Linked DNA regions of Homo sapiens: region 2 is linked to region 1. A link is a loop called in an ENCODE intact Hi-C map of the cell type or tissue named here. Cell type or tissue: GM12878. All regions are shown on one strand. Links, peaks and the distances in the headings refer to the core of each region. The heading gives the core; the rest is flanking DNA.

The links. A loop is a pair of places that touch in the nucleus more often than their neighbours do. Peaks named below come from ENCODE experiments on the same cell type or tissue, not always from the same donor. Only the 100,000 strongest peaks of a DNase experiment are listed, where the experiment ranks them.
Region 2: a loop joins it to region 1, with 13 times the contacts of the local background. A loop is called at or near these places in 6 of 110 quality-filtered maps.

What each region holds. Positions count from the first base shown.
Region 1 is chr11:69,914,334-69,922,654 of GRCh38, reverse strand. No RefSeq gene overlaps it. Among named protein-coding and RNA genes, the nearest start is that of FGF3, 99 kb to the right of the region's middle. In GM12878, for the core only: CTCF peaks have their summits at 3,646 (motif pointing left) and 7,024 (motif pointing left); no DNase peak of the experiment used is centred there.
Region 2 is chr11:70,466,797-70,475,117 of GRCh38, reverse strand. SHANK2 (SH3 and multiple ankyrin repeat domains 2) reads left to right here. Exons shown (of 26, transcript NM_012309.5): 26 at 1,679-7,264. The coding sequence ends at 2,249. Among named protein-coding and RNA genes, the nearest start is that of CTTN, 72 kb to the right of the region's middle. RefSeq lists an enhancer at 4,669-4,878. In GM12878, for the core only: CTCF peaks have their summits at 3,693 (motif pointing right) and 7,435 (motif pointing left); DNase peaks (open chromatin) are centred at 3,700, 4,817 and 7,587.

The sequences.
Region 1 (8,321 bases), core at 178-8,177:
AAGGGGAGCTGGGTCCCAGCTGGAGGAACCCTAGCTCCTGTGGGTTTCCTTCCCGCTTGCCCGGCATTGAAGGCCAGTGGGCTTCAAAGGCCCGCCCAGAACACCCAGCTCCACCCCTGACCCACCTCGTGGCCTCCCCCAGGCCATTCCCAGCAGCCCCACTCCCCTGGGCCTTCCTGGTGTCCCCAGTTCCCAGAACCAACCCAAGGACGCTGTTCCGGGAATGGGCTTCCTGGGACACTCACTGCCCTGCTCCTTCTCACCTCTTCCAACCCCTGCCTGCTGCAGCCTGGAAGCTCTGAGGGGCCAGCCCTGCTGGAGCTGTGCCCTGGGCTCCCCCCGCTGGCCTGAGATCCCCACTCCTTAGCCACGTAGAGAAAGTGGGGAGGGGTATGGTGACAGCGGGAGGTGCCTGAGTCCCTGGAAGGGGCAGCTGCGGAGCCACCCATCATGAGTCACTTTCCCATCTTCTCCTAAAGGCACATACCCCACGCCGACCCCGCAGACAGCAGGGCCCCACTTTCCGCACCCCATGATCCAGAAGGCGTGGCTCAAGCCGAGTCCTGCCCTGGGCGGGTGTAGAGATGCCAACACCCACTTCACACCATCCCTGCCTGCTCCCCAGTCCCGGGGCACACCCCGAACTTTCCAGCCTCCAGGCCTTGTCTGTGCTGGGCCCCTCACTACCCAGAAACGCACTGTCTCTTCCTCCCATAGCTGAAATCCAGCCACCAGGGAGCCCCAGGGTCCTCGTGCCGCCAGCCCTGAACCTTGATTTTCATTTTTCTTGTCTCCCAGTTGGACTGTGAAGCCAGCGAGAGCATGGGGGCCTGGCTGTCCTGCCCCAGCCTTCCTCGGGGTGTCCTGGCTCTGTCCCGTGAGCTGCGTGACACAGGCCCACCCACAAGTGGCGTGACGCAGGCCCAGAGCCACAGGCTGGACAGCTCCACTCCCCAGGACTCACGCCGTGGATGTCACGAAGCTTCACTTGTCTCCACAGAATAAAATCCAGCCCGAGGTCTGGTTCCTCCTGGGGTTCAAGGGACATCCAATCTCTCCCCAGCAGGGGATCAAAGGCCTTGGGTAGGGTTTTTTAACCTGTGGTGCTCTCGGCAGGATGCCCAGAGCCTCCCCCTTGGTCCTGCTGCCTCTCGGTGACTCCCGGTGGCCCCCTCCGGAGAGGCCACAGCCCTTTACCCTCCTCCTTCTCTTGGGACACCCCCTTTCCCAGGCTGAGCCCAGCCTCTCTGGGTCACCCCAGCTTTATTTCTTGTAGGGCAAGCAGATCATTTTATTTTTGACCGAAGGGCTCCTGAAAAGCCAGGATGCCATGAGCAGCCAGGACTTGGCCCTCCCCACCTTCCTAGGGGTGGCAGGGGGTTGGTGTCTCACTGATTACCCGACCTGACCCTAACCTCATGTATTGGAGTGAACAGTGAGTAGGAACTTCAGAGGCAGCTCCGAGTCCTCAGAACACCCTCAGGGAGGCTGTCCTGCCACACTGCACCTTGAGAAGTCTGGAGCCCTGAGTGGCCCGGCCTGCCTGTGTCATGCTGCTGATGGGCAGAGCCAGGGAGCAGCCCCAAACCCCAGCCCAGGCCCTCGCTGAGGAGCACCGGGCTCCCAGGGACTCATCTGAGGGCTGTCCCCAAGCAGAAGGCAGCTTGGGCACTGATAGCCTCTGACAGCCTCCCCCACCCTCCTGCACCTGTGGCTGCTGCAGGCCGCGGTGGGCCCCGCTCCTGGGGCAGCAGGAGGACCCCACCTGGTACCCGCCACATTACCCTATTGATGCCACAGGGCTTCGAATTCATGTCCCCCCGCCCCATGGCTGCAGGTTGGGGCTTCGGAGCTCAGTGGTTGCAGGCCCTGTGTGGCCACATCTACACTGAGGCTGCAGCACTGGGGCAGGGGCAGGTGCACAGACGTTTGTGGGAGGTGGGATCAGGCAATGCCACCCCGTCCATGCAGCTGGTGCATCCCCTGCAGCCCCAGCAGCTGAGGAAAATGTCGAGAAAGGACCTGGACCTCCTGGGGGACTGGCACACGCCAGCTGGAACCACTGAAGAAGCCCCATGGAAGCCGGCTGGGGAGAGGAGGTGGACCTGAGGGAGGACTCACCCCAGGAGGGAGGACTCAGCCTGAAAAGGGAGGACTCACCCAGAAGCGGGAGGGCTTACCCCAGGAGGGAAACTCACCTCAGGAGGGGAACTCACCCTAAGGAGGGGGACTCACCCAGAGGAGGGGGAACTCATCTAGAGGGGGGGGCACTCACCCAGGAGGGGAACTCACCCTGAGGAGGCAGGACTCACCTCAGGAGGGGAACTCACCCAGAGAAGGGAGGACTCACCTCAGGAGGGGAACTCACCCTGAGGAGGGGGAACTCACCCAGAGGTGAGAGGACTCACCCCAGGAGGGGAACTCCGGGTTGAGGAAGGAGGGGTCACCCTAGGAGGGGGAACTCACCCTGAGGAGGACTCACCCTGAGAAGGATGGACTTACCTCAGGAGGGAGGACGCATCCCAGGAGGGGGACTCACCCAGAGGAGGCAGGACTCACTCTAGGAGGGGAACTCACCGTGAGAAGGGAGCATTCACCCAAGGAGGGGGAACTCACCCTGAGGAGGACTCACCCTGAGGAGGGGGAACTCACTCAGAGGCAGGAGGACTAACCCCAGGAGGGAAACTCACCCTGAGGAGAGAGGACTCACCCTGAGAAGGGAGGACTTACCTCAGGAAGGAGGACTCACCCCAGGAGGGGAACTCACCCCAAGGAGGAAGGACTCACCCTGAGGAGGGAGGACTCACTCCAGGCAAGAGCTGGATGGCTGGTGACAGGCCCTGGAGCCAGCAGGGAGGGGCAGCTTTCCTGGGAGCTTGGTGACAAAACAGAGGACTATTCCCAAGAGCCCTGGAGGAGTGTGTACCTGTCTGTGTGTATGCATGTGTGGTGGAGTGTGTGCATGTGGGTGTCTGTGAACTGGTGTGTAAGAGTGTTCCCATTGCACTCATGTTCATGTGAGGACACATTGCACTTATGTGCATGTGAGCAGTAGTGTGTGCCTGTGTGCGTGTATACACGAGTGTGCGGGCACGTGTGTTACTTTGTGCCTGTGTGAGCTGCAGGGAAAGGCGCCTGTGAGTGAAGTGAAGGAGCCCTGGGGCCGAACATAGCACTGGGACTTGGTCACCCCAAGGTGGTGGCACCTCTGGGTCCCTCTCTGCGGGGAGGAAGCATGGGAACCGGGGGGTGGGAGCCGGCCCAGGAGGCCAAGATAGAGTGGCAGGGGAGGAGGGATGCCAAGATGGCCAGCCAGGGAAGAGGGGCGTGAAAGGAGGTGGGCACAGACTCGAGGCCACTGCTCGCTCCAGGGGCTCACAGGAGTTCGCGGTGGGGCCACTCAGATGTCCTTGGCCTGACCCAGGCTGAGAGGTCCGTCCCTCAGGGCCAGGGTTTCGTGACGCCGAGTTAATCCCAGGAGCCCACTCTTCCTTAGGTTTGTAAGAACAAGGAAGTGGGGCCTGGGAGGGCCAGGCAGGCTTTCTCGGCACCCCGTTCCCCATGAACCCGGAGCTCTGTCCTTTGGGGAGCAGCCCCCGCGGGACTCCCAGGAAGGCTCGGCCGGGAGAGGCGATGCTGCCCCCTGGCGGCGGGCCTGGCCCTGTCCCGCTTAGTGGAGTGACTGCCGCGTCTCTCACATTTTCTGTTGCGCAACTTTGCAGCAAGACCCCGGCGAGCTGAAATAGACGGTGCATTATATGCGAAGCCTTCCGGGCGCGAGCTGCCTGATCCCCCGGCCTCGCCTGAGGAGGCTTCTCCATGTGCAGGGGACATTGCTACATTTCATCCCCCACTCCCTCTAAGGCAGGGGCCGTCCGGACGTTTAGAGTGAGGACCCCGTTTCTCAGACTGGTCCTGGTCGCTCTGCCCGTGGATGCCAGAATCCAGATGTGAACCCCAATCTCTCCGCCTGACCCTACAGCCCAACTCTTCACATTGTATCGAGGGCGACAGAGGCTTCCAGGGGGAAAGGCCGTGTCAAACGCCCAGCACCGCAGGGTCACCCTGCCCCTAAGGCACAGTCCCTGGTGGTCCAAGGCCCTGGGGCATCCGGAGCCCGGGCAGACGTCCTCACGGGGTGGGGGTGGGGCGTGCTGAGGGCACCCAGGAAAGGGCCTGGCGTCTGGGACGTCTGGGCTGAGTCTTGGCTCTCCGCTGGGTGGCTGTGTTCCTCTGGCCGAGCGCCGTGGCCTTGCTGAGGCTCTGGGCCGGAGAGCTAAATGCCACGGCCTACCTGGCACCAAGGCTGGCTAGACGCTCCCGCGAGGGTCAGGCTCCTGCTGCAGCCAGTGCTCCCTGCTACAACAAATCCCAGGGGCACCCACTGTGTACCAGGTCGGTGGTCAACCAAATAATGGAACCCCCCACCAGTAATGGAATCCCCCACATCTTAGTGCCCAGGACCTATGAACATGTTCCCTTCCGTGGCCAAAGACATTCTACCGATGTCACGGAGCAAGGATTCTGAGGTGGAGATGATCCCAGACGGTCGTGGGTAACCTCCAGCTTCCTGTAAGAGGGAGGCAGGAGGGAGTCACAGAAAAGATGTGACAAGAAGAAGCGGGGGGGGGGGGGAGAAAGAGAGGAATAGAGGAGAGAGGGAGAGAGAGAGAAGAGAAGGGGGAGAGAGGGAGAGAGAGGGATAGAGGAGAGAGGGAGAGAGAGGGATAGAGGAGAGAGGGAGAGAGAGGGATAGAGGAGAGAGGGAGAGAGAGAAGAGAGGGGGAAGAGAGAGAGGGAGAGAGAGAGGAGAGAGGGAGAGAGAGAGGAGAGAGGGAGAGAGAGAGAGGGAGAGAGAGAAAGAGGAGAGAGGGAGAAAGAGAAAACAGAGAGAGGGAGATAGAGAAGAGAGGCAGAGAAGAGAGAGAGGGAGAGAGAGAAGAGAGGAGAGAGAGGGAGAGAGTGAGAGGAGAGAGGGAGAGGAGAGAGGGAGAGAGAGAAGAGAGGGAGAGACGGGGGAGAGAGAGAGGGAAACGGAGAGAGAGAGGAGAGAGGGAGAGAGAAGAGAAGAGAGAAGGGGAGGGGGCCAGAGAGGGAGAGAGAGAGGAGAGAGGGAGAGAGAGAGAGAGGAGAGAGGGAGAGAGAGGGAGAGGAGAGAGGGAGAGAGAGAGAAATAGAGAGGAGAAAGGGAGAGAGAGGAGGGAGAAGAGAGTGGGAGAGAGAAGAGAAGAGAGAGAAAGAGAGGAGGGGAGAGGGGGAGAGAGAGAGAAGCGGGGGAGAAGAGAAGAGAGGGAGAGAGAGAGAGGGAGGGGAGAGGGAGAGAGAGAGAAGAGAGGGAGAGAGAGAGGGAGAGGAGAAAGAGGAGAGGGAGGGAGAGAGGGAGAGGAGAGAGAGAGGAGAGAGGGAGAGGAGAGAGAGAGAAGAGAGGGAGAGAGAAAAAGAGAGAGGGAGAGAGTGAAGAGAGAGGGAGAGAGGCAGGGCGGAGCAGGGCAGGGCCAGGGCATGGCTCAGGAGAGAGAGGGAGAGGAGAGAAGGAGAGAGAGAGAGAGAGGGAGGGGAGAGAGGGAGAGATAGAAGAGAGGGAGAGAGGGAGAGGGAGAGAGAGGAAAATCTTCCCAGGAGGGGCAGTGCTGCTGACTTTGAAGATGGAGGAAGGGGCCACAAGCCAAGGAGCACAAGCTGCCTCTGGAAGCTGGAAAAGACAAGGCTTGGGTTCTCCTAGACTCTCCAGGAGAAATGTAGCCCTGCAGACACCTTGATTCTAGACTAGTGGCATTCCTTTTTTCTTCTTTTTTTTCTTTTTCTTTTTTTGAGACAGAGTCTTGCTCTGTCACCAGGGCTGGGGTGCTGTGGTGTAATCTCAGCTCACTGCAATCTCTGCCTACCAGGTTCAAGTGATTCTCCTGCCTCAGCCTCCTGAGCAGCTGGGATTACAGGTGCCAGCCACCATGCCCAGCCAATTTTTTGTATTTTTAGTAGAGACGGGTTTCACCATGTTGGCCAGGCTGGTCTTGAACTCTTGACCTCGTGATCCACCTGCCTTGGCCTCCCAAAGTGGTGGGATTACAGGCGTGAGCCACTGCACCTGGCTGAGATGAGGTTTTGCCATGTTTGCCAGGCTGGTCTTGAGCTCCTGACCTCAAGTGACCTGCCTGCCTCGGCCTCCCAAAGTGCAAGGATTACAGGTGTGAGCCACCATGCCCGGCTGATGAGCGGCATTTCTGACTTCCAGAACTGTCAGGAGAATCCACTTGTGCCATTTCCAGCCTGTAAGTTTGCAGGCATTGATTGCAGCAGCCGTTGGAAACAAACACATATCCCGTTCTAGGAAGGGATTCTGTGCCTTCTCAGTGAAAGAGGTCCCTTGGGACTGTTTCCTGTACTCCCAATGCCCGGAAGGTGGACTCCAGCCTCACTCTGCCCAGACCCCAAAGCTGGGGGAAAGAGGGGAGGGGGCCAGCTGGAGGCCTCTGGATGCCTTTCGGGGGGAAGTTGAAGGAGCCAGCGTTCTCCCAGGGGAAGCGAGGCAGCTGTGCCTGCTCCTGGCTGCCTGAGGACAAGGCGGAGGCTGGGGCTGGGGTCTTAGGGAGAGCGCTCCCCCATTCCCTGAGCCATGCCCCGGCCCTGCCCTGCTCCTCCCTGCTGGAGCCTGCCAAGAGTGACCCAGCCGGAAATCATAGAACATTCTTTTGGGATACGTTTTCTCCTATTTTTAAACTGTTGCTTTATTTTCTCATAATTTGTTGAATGTTTAACTTCAACATCAGAGGTGAAAAGGGGCCAGGAGCGAGGACACTGACCCGTCTGTCCTGCCCTCCCCACCCCCACCTCACTGGAAGCCTGGCTCAGAACACTCTTAGTCCCACTCTATAGGGGGTGGAGGGGTGCAGGGAGACACTGAGGCTTGGGGCGGAAGTGACTTGGCCCCCATCACTCCACTGCTGAAGCGGCAGGGGCTGGATCCTGGATCCAAGCCCAGGTCCCCGAAGCCACGTCCGGCTTTTCCCGGTGACACTGTGCTGCCCCCTAGAGGCGGTTGCTTTTCCAGAAAGTGCTAAGTGGACCTGAGCTGCAGGGCTCCCAGGGCAACCATGCCCTGCAGCCCCTGTGGTCAGCCCTAGGGCTCCAGCAGACCCCACGGGTCAATTGGGAATAAGTTTGCACCATGTGGAACACAGCCAGTCACAATGCGGGGCGACAGGGAAGAGCCAGCATCCCGTCCGTGGGGCAGGGTGAAAGCCCAGGAGACTGGGAACGAGGCTGTGATTCACTTCAACGAGGGGCCTTAAAAATATAGCAATGAGTGTCTAGTGCCTTGTTTGTTCAATGAATGTACTGAGTCCTGCTATGTCCAAAGGATGACTCAGACAACTTCTGGGGAGCATCCTGGGGTCCATGCCTCAGACCAACCTCTTACACCACCTCCACCTTCCTTCAACTTCTTTCCTCTTTGCTTTGGCTGCTAGGAAGCTCCCACCCAGTTTGTGTAAGTGAGGTCCAAAGCCTCTCCCCTTGGGCCCTGGAGGATGCCCTGTTCTGCTTTGGGCTTCTCTTTTGGGCTTCCTAGTACACTGCCTGTGCCTCCCAGCAGGCAGCAAGGAGCAGGGCAAGGGGAAGTCATGGTTGAGAAGCAGTCTCGGGGGCAGGGGGGTCCCGGGTTGGGTCCCAAGATGGAGGGCCCCCCCCCCACAGGCCACTTCTTGGCACCCGTGATTACCCACCTGGGCCTCCTGGTACCTCCAGGAGCCTGCTCCAGAGTCTGTCAAGGACACACAGATAAGATCTTGCCAGATAAGGATCCATTGACCCCGGGCATGGAAGGAGACAGCAGGGCCTCGAGCTTAACCACATCCTCCTGGCATCAGACCCACCTGGGAACAAAAATACCAGGTGTGGGTGGGTGTGGAGCCTCCGGAGACACTTCCCAGCCTGGCACAGCCCAGCCAGGACACCTCTCAAAGGTGAGGAGGAACAGGAAATTCCAAACCCGTCCCCACCCCGGAGTCAGCCTTTGAGTCCTTGCACCTTCAGCCGCAGCCTGACCTTCTGGGCCCTCAGTTTCTCCCCCTGTAAAGCAGAACCACAGCAAGCCCCCCACACAGGGGTGGAGAGGCTTAGGCGAGAGGGCCGTGGAGGTGCCGCGGAAACTGGAGGTGCTGCGCTGTCGGTGAAGGCCCTGGCCTCTTCTCCCAGGACTCTGCTAGAGAGAGCCGGCCCTCCTTAAGATGCCCAGCCCCCTCCCTGGCTGCAGCCTTCTGGGGCCTAGACAGGTAGAGGGAAGACAAGGCGCTGGCTCCAGCAGCTCCCAGTGCTGCCCAAGG
Region 2 (8,321 bases), core at 216-8,215, 550 kb before region 1:
GCAAGTCGATGAACTGGCCCCCAGCAGACGGGCAGGGGCTTCAGTCTTGCCCTCCAGGGAGTCTCCCCACACGGCAGCATCTCTACTGTTTGCAGCTCTCCCCCTCTTGCCCATGACCCTTTCACTGAGACACTGCAGCCCACCACCATTCACGGTCACGATGTCACACCAGTGCACTCCTCATGCTCTCCAGAGCCCCTCCACCCAGGGTAACCCACCACATAGGAGGGAGAGGAGCCCACTTCATGTGGGAAGATGTGGAGACAGGAGAAAAGTGCACCCAAGCTGGCATCTGACAGAGCCAGGGCTCCAGCAGACATCTCTCAAGTCCAGGTCTTGAAGAGAGAGCCGTGGTAGGATGGATCTTTTCAGAAGCGGTGGGTGGGCCGTTCATATCCACGTGAATGGGCCCAAAAGGCAAGAGACCCACACCTCTCCTCCCCTCCCCAGTGGCTGTGGCTTTCCTAGGGACAATAGGATGAATGGGCTTTCAGTGTGGGGACAGCAAAACATGCACTAGGGCCCAGAGTGGCAGTTCTCTTGGTGTGGAGAGTGCCTGCCACAGGCCTTGGCCAGAGCCCGTGAGGGAGTGGTGTGTGAAAGGCCACCTCCACGTGGGTAAGCGTGAGGACTTGGACTTCTCTGGCACTGAGATGGGACCTCCTGCCTGTGGGAGTCATCTGGCCACCACCCTGGGGCCAGTAAAGGTTGGAGCTAGAAGGGTCGTCCTCCCTGACTTGAGCTCTGAGGGCTTTGCCTGCCCAGCCAGAGCGGCAAGGCACAGGGGACCCTCGGGGACGCCCATGGCCACCCTGGGGAAGACAGGGCTCCTCACGCGTTCTGCTTTTCAGTAAGGCCCGTGTGTCCTACCAGTGAGCCTCTCACATGAAAGGGGCTAAAAATAACACAGGGTACCCCAGCTCCTTCTGCAACAAAACTGTCCACTGGGTGGGCGCTGGACAGTGCTGCCTCAGGAAGGTGAGCGCAGCCCACACTGGCCACACAAGCCACGCCCTGCTGTCTGGGTTTCCGGGTGATCTCAACCCCTGAGTGCCCTGCGTAGCTACAGGGGTTCCAGTTACTGAAAGGGGCCACCTGGGAAGGATCCTGCCCTGCTCTTGTCCATTTACCCAAAAAGCCTAAGGCTGCCAGGCGGCTGAGGGGCCTGTCCTCCAGGTGTGCTCCTTCCCACCTGCTGAAGCTGAGGCGCTGGAGATGTTGCCTGGCACGTTCTACCCAGGTGACAGGACCCCACTCTGTCCCTGTCTCCGTGCCCTCTTCAAGGGACCCCTTCCAAATGCCTCAGTGGCCACCCTCCCGAGGGTCCCCCGGCCCTGCCCCCCAGCACAGGCAGGTCCCCCAGCCCCTCTGTCCCAGTTCAGGTGAGTGGGCTGACGTGGTGTGCTCCCCCCAGCACAGGCAGGTCCCCCAGCCCCTCTGTCCCAGTTCAGGTGAGTGGGCTGACGTGGTGTGCTCTGGTGTCTCCAACTTTGCTCTGGCCCCTTTCTCCCCCTCCCCCACCCTGGCATGGCAAATCATTCGTTCACTGCCAGTGGATCTGCCACTAGACACTCTGGCATGGTTTGGGCGTCTCCCTCGCCTTCCTGGGTGATCTGCAGCCAGCTGCCCTGACTCGGTGACCTGCCTTGTGATGGTTTTCTCTGTGTTGCTGTTTCAGAAGCCCGGAGATCATGAGCACCATCTCAGGTACACGGAGCACGACGGTCACCTTCACTGTTCGCCCCGGCACCTCCCAGCCCATCACCCTGCAGAGCCGGCCCCCCGACTATGAAAGCAGGACCTCAGGAACAAGACGTGCCCCAAGCCCTGTGGTCTCGCCAACAGAGATGAACAAAGAGACCCTGCCCGCCCCCCTGTCTGCTGCCACCGCCTCTCCTTCTCCCGCTCTCTCAGATGTCTTTAGCCTTCCAAGCCAGCCCCCTTCTGGGGATCTATTTGGCTTGAACCCAGCGGGACGCAGTAGGTCGCCATCCCCCTCGATACTGCAACAGCCAATCTCAAATAAGCCTTTTACAACTAAACCTGTCCACCTGTGGACTAAACCAGATGTGGCCGATTGGCTGGAAAGTCTAAACTTGGGTGAACATAAAGAGGCCTTCATGGACAATGAGATCGATGGCAGTCACTTACCAAACCTGCAGAAGGAGGACCTCATCGATCTTGGGGTAACTCGAGTCGGGCACAGAATGAACATAGAAAGGGCTTTGAAACAGCTGCTGGACAGATAAGGACGGCTGCTCTCCACCTCGCAGACTGCTCTTGTTATAAGTAGAGATGGGCTCGTGCTGAAACATCTGAATGCCAAGCGAAGTCTGTGAGCATCAACCCCACTCCATGGGTTTGTCTCCTGGTACCCAAAGAAATACTGAGTTGTGTCCACAACATGGCTGGGTCTTCAGACCCCTGGCTCACCATGTGGGTGTCTTGGGCAGTTTCTATCACACATGGGACAAGGGGAGGGAGTTTTTCTAACATGGAAAAAGATTCTCAGCCTGCCGCCCAGCATGCAGGTGGCCTCGCTTTGCCGGGTCCGAGAGGCTCCCCGTCAATTTTGCACGGGATCCTAGCTCTTGTAGGCAGACACCAGTGCACTCTAGATACCTCCTGAGACCTCCGTCCTCTGCTTTCCGGGCAGCTCTCACCACCCCAGGCCCCGGCATGAGGCCTTTCCTCAGTCCTGTGGCCTCTCAGAGGACACCTGATGCTCACCTGCCCCTCTTTCTCCTGCACTTGGCTTGCAGTGAGATGCTCCCAGATGCATTTGTCCAGTGCCCCATCATGGGCCTGAAAGGCAGAGAAACTTTTTCCTACACAGATTCTTTTCCCCATCTCCTCCTGTGGTTTGCATCCATGGCTCTTTGGCCATGAGGTTCCTGGCAGTGCTGGGAGTTTGGATGGGATCGTGCCCAGCTTTGCTTAGCTTTCTTTATTTCTGCAAATCTGTTAGCATAATTCCAAGGTGGCCAAGCAGATGTCACATGGAGTTAGTCAAAGCACAAAGTCACGATTCCACAATGGAGGGGAGACCTGGCCAAGGGAGCCAGCCAGCGTGCAACTGCCCAAGCTCCAGGTCTCCAGGACAAGAGCAGTTGTCTGCCATGAGCACCCATCCAGGATGGAGAATAAGGGCTTCTCTGCCTCTCAGAATTCTTTTTAATTGAAGATGTCTTGAGCTCTGCAAAGATCAGAGCAGGTGAGCATCCACTTTGACATGAAGGACAAGAAGACGCATGGCTCATGGCGGGCACATGCGGCTGCCAGTGAGACAGCGTCTCCTCTGGGAGCTGGGCGGGCACAGCATCCTCAGTTCTGTGCCCAGCCAAGGGTGAGCATCTCTGCTGAGACAGTCCTTTTGCTCTCGGAGGCCAGGGAAGATGGTACTTAGAGGCTTTTCCCCTATCGCTCTGGGTGTCTAGGAATCCCACCAGCTTGTCTTAACAGTACAACAGCTTCTTTGAGGACCCAGTGGGTATGGAGTATAGACAGAACCCAGGGTTGAGAACAGAAGGTGGGCGGCAGGATCAGAGTGAAAGCAGAGGCGTGAGGAGAGGAAAGCAGGGAGGTCTCCTGGGCTGCCAGGTCAGCCTCTCTGGCAAGGCTTTCTTGAGCCCCGCCCCTTTCTTTCCCCGGAGTCCCTCCACCCCATAACAATACCTCGAATTTCCAAAAGAGGTCACCAGATGCACATGGGCCGCAAAACACACAGTCAGGCTTCCAGCACATTCTCCCCCATTTGGAGGATACTCGAATGTCAGGTTTTTGGTTTTATTATTATTTCAGAACTAGCTCAGCCCATCTCTAATTATAAAACATGGTTTTGTTTTTTTTTTTTCCTTTTTTTCTTGATTAGGTCTGGAACAGCTCTAGAATGAACACATAAAATTTAGCAATTTAAAATCTTTCTTTACTGCAAGTTTAAATAGTTGTACAGATAGTTTATAAGCACAATATTTTAAGAAAAAAAAGTGGCTGGTCTACTAGGCAGCCTTTGTGCCACTTCAGTGCTAGAAAGTTAAAGAAAAAAAAACTTTTGTGATTTAATAATACTATTTCTGTGGAATAATTATAAAAGTATGACCTTTTTAAATCAACCTTATTTGGATGCATCTGAACCAGCAGAGCTGTGTTATATTTTCTATCTTTGCTAGAACTTCGTCATTGAAGGACAATTTCTTCAAAGTGGTTACAATTCATAATGCAGCAGTTTCTCCAAAAACAAAAACAAAACACACACCACACACACGCGCTTTTCCAGTCACACACCCCTGATGTTGGAACCAAGTTTTTGGACCTTCTGTTCCAAAACCTTTTGCAGGTCAATCTTTGTATTTGAAATGATCCAATCCAACTTGAAGTCAATTGAATATTAAGGCGCTTTACTTCCGTGTGCTTTCAGTTTTTCCATCATGAGATGAATGAGCATTACTCTAGATAAATTTCAAGACAGGATACTACAGGTGGCCTGCTGAGGCTGCCCCATATTTTAGAAAATGTAAAAATGGTGGTTTGGCCATTAATTTGTCTTCCATTTGATGATACCGCAAAATTCCGTGAGTCCATTCCTTTGGCATGGCACTTTCCCTGGGCCTACAGTTGGTATTACCTCTGTGCTCAGTGCCAGGCAAAACACTAGCTCAAAGGAGAGTCAAGGAAACCGCTGGCAGACGATAACCAGTCGAAACTCGTGACTTCGGTTTGTTGAACTTTGGCAGCCAGTTGGTGAGGGCCAGATGTTATTCCCTTTCTTAAAGATACTCCAAGCCACATGCCACTAACCACAAGCAAGCTGGCTGCAAGACTAAAGAGCTGATAACATAGTTTATTTTTACACTGTCTTATTATAGAGAAGTAATAGACCTATCAGAACCTGCACTGACCAACAAATAAACACATGTTGCCAAGATGAATCGGTCTCTATCTCTATCTGCTTATTTTGGTACTGAAAGCAATAGTTCCTCATTCAAATCACCACCCACTGTTCTCCCCCTTTGGGACATGTTAGGACGAGGCCCTATTCCATGCCCCTCTTTAATGGTGGAACAAATGTTAAACTGCTCATCTAAAGATCATGTTGATATTATTCCAGGTTTTAAGATCAACTTTTGTTACATACTGTAATTTAAATAAACTGCATTTACATGCCTAGTTTCTGTAATATTGTGTATACAAAACCCAAATCTCTCAAAATGTAAATTATGTATACCTGCCAAGATACCTTTTCCAGGGTGTCTGCGCACATTTTAAGTTAATTCACATAATATAAAAATTACTCAATGTGACTGTTGATTTGCTGAACTTTACATATCACAAAGTGAATTATTTGTGATACTTTAGTTAATAAAATGGTAAATTTTTTTCTCAGTTATTGAACAAGCAAGCATTATCCAGTTGATCTGGCAATGACTTTTTGTGTGTGGGCCACAATATTGATTTTCCCATTAACAATTTTTTTTTGTTTTTTAAATACTAATATGTTTCACACTATAGTTTGTGTAACAACACGTGTTCGCATTATCTATGTTGCTGTTACTTTTGTGCTTTTATTCTTTTTAGACTTTATAAAAAAAAAAAAAAGCTCCTGTAATTTGCACTTTCTCCCAATCCTTAAATCTCTTGTATGGCAACCAAAATTACTGTAAAAAAATAAATATACTATTGCACTAAGGTTGTGGTTCTGATTGCAAACAAACAGTGAACACTGTCTGAATTAAACAAAAAGCTGCCCGACTTGCAATCTAATGTAGATTATCTCAGGCATTGTGGCCAGCTCTGCCTCTCTAAAACTGACCAGAAAAATCTCTCTCATCGAGTAAACAGGCTCCTGTCACTGAGCTAATCTGCCTTGGTTCCATTTCCTTATTCTCAATTTATCAATGGATACGTGCATGTTATTTCAGAATTATGCAAAACGTCAAAATCTGCTTCTGTGACCGCTGCTATAGGCGTGGAGCTGAGGCTCGGCTTTTCCTTTTGTTCTGGGTGGAAGCAGCGGTGCCGCGGAGGGCCAGCCAGATCCGGACCCTTCCCTTAGGGTCCAGTCTCCCCACACCCCAGCAGGGTGTCTTCTAGCCATAAGGCCAAGGGAGTGGCAGAACTGGGCCGCCTCTCTGGTTGACAAGCAAACCACATGCTAAGGCTTGGAGCAAGAGAGAATTTGTGTCTATTGGCAAAGAACTAAGCCAGGAAGACATGGGCCATCCCTCCGCTTTAGGGAAGCATATTTTAAACCTAAACGTTGAACTTCTTCTTTGGCCTCACCAGTGAAAACTTGTTGTCTTTAGTTCCTAAAGTTTCTTCTACTTTGGCACATTCCCCAGTTGAGCAGCAGCCTCTATGCTTCCACGTTCAGGAAAAATTCCAGTCCTCATATCTTTTGTAGTTCACCCTCAAGCTCTCCCGCTTCACCATCCAATAGTTTCTCCCAAACCTTGGCACCCCCCTAGACTTTGCTTCCAATGGTTTCTTCCAGACCACTTTTCCTAGATGAATATATTCGTTTACCTTACTAGGAAAATTATTGGAAGATTTTTTCTTTTACTTGAAATTGGAGGCATTTTAATAACTGGCGAACTGGAATGTGTTTCTGTATTTGTAGACAACCATGAACCCATGCAAGTAGGTGAACATTCCACAGTGGCTGGGTGACCACAGCAGCTGCATGCAGACAGGACTGCCCGTGCTTTGTGGGGAATCAGAGAATTTCCAAACTTGTTTCTCAGACTTCCGCAGATCTCATCACTTTGATTTCTAATCCATGCTGTATTGGTGATTTTGTTTATCGTTCCTGTAACTTGTTCTACATTCCACAGTCTTTACCGTTTTATGTTCAAAATTACAACAATCCCTGTCCATTGATTCCACTCTGGAACTCTTTGTTCATGCCAATTTTGAAATTTTAATACGAGCCTTCAAATAAACACAGAAAAGAAAAAAAAAAAGGAAAAAAAATAAAGTGTGTGCCTTGGGTGTTTTGAACCTGATCTGCATAAAACCATATTGTATTCAAATGCTGTATCTTTCATGAAAGGATAAATATATCTTCAATGTATTAATGTAGCTGATAAAATAGTTATAGTGCCTTGTTTTCTGAACTGAGAAGCCCATATCAATGCACAACGTAAAGAAAGGACGGTTCGAGCTATGAAATGTTGAGGACACCTACACGTGATTCTGGAGCCTTTCTCATCATAAGACTGTGGAAAATACACAGTCGTTTAAGTTAAAAATAAAAAGTAAATTGAAATAAGATTGTGTTATCAATTAATTTTCCATTAAAAGTGCTCTCTACTGTATCATTTTCAGTATTTTCATTTAATTAAAATACAAAATGTGTTTGAGGATTTTCATGGAAAGGAGAAAAGTTTAACCACAGGAGCCCTGGGCTCTCTGACCTACTCCCCTTGTGCTGTGCCGCCCCCCGGTGGTACTCATTGGTAATGCTTAACGAAGCCATCAATATCAATCATTTCGACGTTTTGTTATAAATATACACAAATTCATTTTTAGTGATTGAGGCCACTCATTGCAGGAAAACTGTTTCCATTTTTCACAAGTGAAAGTGGCAACATGTGTGTTTTTCTTTCGACAAAAAAACGATGTGAGAAGTACATCAGTGTAATTCTTGTCTCAATGCTGTCATGCTCCATTTGCTTTAAGTGCGAAGCTTCCCTGAGCAGCCTCTGCCTTTCTAGAGGATGAGCCTGCGGTGTAGTGAGCATATTAGGGCTGCCATCTGCCTGTGGGACCAGAATAGCCACAGCAATAGTGAGCGTTTGTGGGATTCCGGACAGATGGGAGCGGCAGCAGCCCCATCTTCTCGGGGGCCCCCCCGCAAACAGGCCGCAGAAGTTCTGGAGGCAGAGCACTGCCACAGGCTGTCCTGCCACACACATCTCTCCAGGGAGTGAGGAGCTACTCAGATCCAGAACTCCCCACTGTGCCTGCTCAGCTCACAGACTATTATCGGTGTGGCTATTTACCAGCCAGAAGAGTCCACTGGAATTCAGACTGTGTAGTTTCAGGCAACAATGCAGCCAATAATCCAAGAACCTGCAGGGTGCTCAGGGAGATGTGGCCAAAGCTTCTTGGTCACCCTGCTCCACATGTGCTGCTACCTCCGCTCCAAGTATGAAGCATGTGTCTGAGAGCCAGAGGAGGGGCCCTGGCACTGCTCACAGCCACTGGGTAAGACCTGGCAGCCAGGCCCTAGGCCCCCATGAGGTAGGGACCACGGAAATGGCCCAGTTCACAGGACAGAGTGTGGAGACCCCTCACCAGCCACCTGCATCTGGGGGCCGGCC